Linked DNA regions of Homo sapiens: region 1 is linked to region 2. A link is a loop called in an ENCODE intact Hi-C map of the cell type or tissue named here. Cell type or tissue: PC-3. All regions are shown on one strand. Region 1 overlaps PDE3A (phosphodiesterase 3A). Region 2 holds the start of LINC02468 (long intergenic non-protein coding RNA 2468).

Region 1 (2,500 bases), 250 kb before region 2:
GAAACTTACTCAATTTGAACAATATGTTACATTGACAGGCATTTAGGAATTTAAACAATGTATTCTACATTTTGAGAAGAAATAAGCAAGTTTTTTGTCAAAGAATAACAATGCCTCCCATCCAGTGCCTACCATCAAACACCATACCCATTTCTCCTATTTTTGCTTTGCTGTTGTTTGCTTTCTCTCCTAAAAGTGTCTTTCTCACATCAGTGGTGAAAAACTTGACTCTTCTTTCGACAACTAAGATCAAAATGGATGATGTTGTATCCATCCCAAAAAAATGTTGTCATTAAGTGGTACAAATGCATTAACGGAGACAGTCATATGCCTTTGTATTTACCTGAAACCACAGGTAAAAATATAAAATTTTCCTTAACAGGTAACTAAAATAAAATTGCATTGGTTTGAAATCTTTCAAAAGTGAATGTGTAAGGTGGTCTCAGTAATTAGAGAAGAATGAGCAGCCAATTATAGTTCTTTATTTATAAAGAGAATGGAGAGACACCCCTTCAAATACAATTTGCAATAACAAAAAAATTGCAAAATTAAAATTTTACATTGAAAAATAACATATTAATCATGCATAATATCTAATACTCCAAGAAAGTCTAGGTACCTCTGTATATTCCCATGTTTCGGGCCGAGGGCACAGTGGTACTTTGAGAGAGACATATCTGCTCTGGGATGCGAAAGTCCACTTAGAAAAGATACACACACCTTAACAGACACTTGCCTTCTTAACACTGGCAGCCAAAAAAGTAGTTTGACACACTCATCTACAAAATCAGCCTCAGTATTGCGGACACTGGGTTGTCAGGACTAAACTAAAAGCTAAACAAACTTTATAGTTCTTTAAACTTTAAAGAACTATAAACTTTGTTTTTTCCTGAGAATAAAGATATTTCCACTTGCATTCACAGACACCAGTGCTACAGACTTACAGTTCTTGAAAGAAAAAAAGGGAGGGAGAGAGAAAAATGTATCTGTCAATTGGTTTCTCTTATGAGAATTTTTATCATATATTCTCTTTGCACTTTTGGAACTGAGGGTCACTGAAGAGGGATAGTTCATCAGTAACCAGCCACTGCCATTCATACAGAGAAGAAAATGATGAAATTCTCTCACTGGTAAGCCTCACAATGAGCAAAGTGCAAATAAATTCTCAAGAGGACTCTGACAGACTGTGCGTTTAAGTTCTTAAATGACTATTTAAAATTCACTTGTTGCCTATGAGTATTGTCTTGAGTTGAAAGTAGACATTCCTTCAGAAAAAAAGCAGATGACATTCAGGGGAGTGTTATATACTTATTTTATAATTATTTTGATGTTTGACTTCACAAAGTATGCAAATGACAGTGGTACACTTTGCACCCTTAATCAGAAGTTTGTTTCCTTATGATAAAACAGATAAGCCATTTACTGTGGGTAGCTCCTGAACTTTTCACACAGTAAGGCTAACGTATATGAGATACTGTCCTATCTTATAAGATAGTACACTGTGTTAGTTTCCACCCACTCCCCACAATTATGCTCAGCAACAACTTTTAATGGGTCATATATAAAAACCAGTCTTCAGTGACACGCACACACTCACCCATGCCCTCATTAAAACTTCAAGTATCTCAATTTCTGCTAAATGTATTCTTGTGTTTCCATCAAGCATAAGACAAAGTTTCCCACTTTAGAATAATCTTCATTAACACAGTCTTTAAAAAAAATAGTGACCAAAGAAAATTACAGAAATAGATTGCGATTATGCATTTTCCAACAGCATTAATCAGCAAAACATTAAATATGCAATGCTTATTTTGATAACTTCGTAGATAATTCAAATTCTCCATTTATCAATTTAAACCAGAGAAACCCAATAAAAATGTGTGGGTTAAATGAATGCTGCTGGTTAATTTACCTAACCACCTTCTTATCTTCTATCCACCCTTAATTTCTTAACTTATAAATGTTAATATAAAATTTTAAAAAATAATTCCACAGGGTAAATGATATCAATTTGGAATCAAGTTGTGATTAAATCCCAGATTTTCCTTAGAAATTATGGTTGTGAATTTTGCAATAGTAACATCCTATTTCCCTATAAGTTAATGAATAGTGTATTCTGAACATACTTAAAGCGGTGGTGTTTTCATTTAAGACATTCTCTCCCATAACTGTGAAAAGAAATTAAAATGGTTAGTTTACCCTCAAATAGATAACTTACTCCATTTTAACAATTTCCAAATTTTTACCAAAACTATCAGTCAGTGGCCTGTTTTCCCCTCCACTCTTAGAGTAAGCTTAAAGACAAGAAACATTTGTTTTATCGAAACAAAAAGCAAATAACTACATTTGCTTTAAAATAAACAGACTATGATGCTGTCATCTACTCTGCTCAATAATGTCAAACAGCCATAGATCTGTGTAATCAACTCCATTTCAGAAACCAACTAGCCACCCACACCATATGGTGACTGCTATTTCTTAGAAATACCCAAATGATTAT
Region 2 (2,500 bases):
TTGCAAAAAATATAAGTGAAGAAAATGAACGAAAATTCCTGCCCTCATAGCACTGTAATGCCCTCTCAATAGTAAACATTTTTTTTTAGAAATGCAACCTTCTAACCACAAAATTTAATTGTGCTCCACTGTCTTCAACCTCTCTTAAAGTTTCAATTATTTATAAGCATAGTTTTTCCAAAAAATAGATTTCAAAATCACAATAACATAAAGCACGTTTCACATCTCTCTTGTTTCCTAAATTTTTCCAGGGCTTACTTTCCAGTTAGAAACACCTTGTGTTATAAATGTCTCTTCTTGTATCTAAAATTTTTGGTAAAACAATTGGCACAAACAACAGAATGCTCGATAGTTTTACCATTGAAAATATGAATACGAATAATTTTTAAAATTTAGTAGTATACTTTAAAATTTCATACGTTGAGAAAATGTAGAAATTGTGGCAGAGGTTGATAGTAGTCCTCCAATGGATATTTTCTCCTTTCTTTGTAATTCAACCTTGCCCTTGTTGGGTTCTTTTTCGTTTCTGCCAGCTAGAACATCAATAAGATGCTGGAGTTTAATCAACCACAGCAGACTGTGAGGTGGAAGCCACTTGGTGATTGTGAGCCAGCACCAAGATCGAAGGCATTTGGATCCCTGGTGATCACAGACCCAGCATGTCATCTCTGCAAAGGTGACATTAGATTCTATTTGAAGAAGAAGACATCCATATTGTTTAAGACGTTGTTATTTGGAGTTTTCTGTCAGTAGCAGGCAAACCTAATTCTAACTAACATAGCCTACAACTTACTTTCACAAATTTAACAATCTATGCTACATCCTGTATAATTCTTACCATCTTGATTATTTACTGAAGATGATGAAATGTTCAGTTATGTCACATGCCTATTATTGGCAACAGCATGATTCACCAACTCTTGGAGATTTTCCTGAAAAATAAAAACACTAGTGTTTGTTATGACCTTATTTGTATATAATCACAGATATATAGAAGTAAACCAAATCAATCTTGAACAAAATAGCGAATAACTGGTGATAATAAAAATATCTATATGGAGAGAGACACAGCTAAAAAGGTAAGAGGAAGCCCCACCAATACCAGCTAAGCACGGGGAAGGCAATGCTGGAGTATTTAATTGAGTCATTTCAAGTTGTGTATATGACTTTTACTTGCTTTTATCAAATACAATGTTTATTTCATTTAACCACAGTAAAACGAAAACTGTGACTTGTGTTTCACAGTGAGTATAACTGATTTAATGGAATTGTTGCAGTTCTATCACTTTTCTGAGTTAAAGTTTGCCTCCCCTAACTATTCTGGAAAATAAAAATTCACATATTCTCTGTTCTTTTTTTCCTTCCTCTACTTAATTCTATCTTATGCATGACATTTTACAGAAGGCTCATCTTCATTTTCTAATCAAGATGGCATATATTAAAAATCAGATCCATCATGTGTCATGCAACTATCATACGACACTGATTATTTTTCCAAATTCCAATGATTTACAACTGCCGTTTAATTGCCTGAGAGCATTTTAATCCAGGGTAGTTAACATTACTTGAACTGCTACATCATTTAATTGTAACATTATAGGTTTACAAGCAAAAGCAAGCCTTGAACTAGAGACAGCAAGTCTACGAAAAAAAAAAATCCAAGAGAAACCATCAAGTTTTAAAAGTTGATGTCAGAAATATCTCATTTAGTTCAAATAAACTACTGCGAAATAACACACTTTAAAACATGTAAATAAAGAGCTAAGTACCTAAAAGTAAAAAATAATATCTAGATGAAAGAGATAATTTATGTGTTGGATAGTGAGACTGGGCGTAAAAAGTCTGGTTCCCAAACATTTATGAAATATTTACACCATTCCTCAGGAAATAGCTAGAATATAAACAAAGTACCCTTCCTAGAAGAGCTTCAAAAATCATTTTTATAGTGGCAATTAATTTAATTCCTGAAACTCTGAGGAAATTACAAATCTATTGTGAATGTTTATGGTACTTGATAAATCAAGACCAGAAATGTTATCATCATTAACAATCATCAATAATTACAAAACTATTCAAGAGAGTCACATAAGAAAAAAATACTTTTAGCTGAGATGCAACTGAGCAAAAGTATGTTTCAAATTGTTTTTTAGCATGATACACAGAAGTCCAAGTTACATTTTAAAATTTTTGATTCTACTACACACAATTTTAATAGATTTTAATACATTACTAAACCAGAATAGCAAATGCTATACCCTGGTATCACACCAGCTAAAAAAAAATATGATCAGAAATTCACTTATTTCATAAATATAAAAGTGTGAAAATTTATGGACTTTCTTTTTTTATAATTTTAAGTAAGTTTTAAAAATGTTAGCATCTCTGTGTTCCCCACTGCAGCACAGAGAAGCACTATGGTATTGCGATTAAGAGTGGTTAATCAAACTGTCCTGGGTTCAAATCCAGGTTCTGTGCCATCTGTGTAATCTTGAATAAATTA

Evidence for each region. Hi-C counts contacts between places; a loop is a spot of excess contacts. Peaks named below come from ENCODE experiments on the same cell type or tissue, not always from the same donor. Only the 100,000 strongest peaks of a DNase experiment are listed, where the experiment ranks them.
Region 1: a loop joins it to region 2, with 6 times the contacts of the local background. A loop is called at or near these places in 9 of 110 quality-filtered maps.

Annotation. Positions count from the first base shown.
Region 1 is chr12:20,371,507-20,374,006 of GRCh38, reverse strand. The region is part of intron 1 of PDE3A (phosphodiesterase 3A); the gene reads right to left. Among named protein-coding and RNA genes, the nearest start is that of PDE3A-AS1, 2.5 kb to the right of the region's middle. In PC-3, no CTCF peak of the experiment used is centred here; no DNase peak of the experiment used is centred here; H3K4me3 peaks cover 133 bases; H3K27me3 peaks cover 2,156 bases.
Region 2 is chr12:20,125,992-20,128,491 of GRCh38, reverse strand. It overlaps LINC02468 (long intergenic non-protein coding RNA 2468), which reads left to right and starts at 591. Exons shown (of 4, transcript NR_146523.1): 1 at 591-676. In PC-3, no CTCF peak of the experiment used is centred here; no DNase peak of the experiment used is centred here.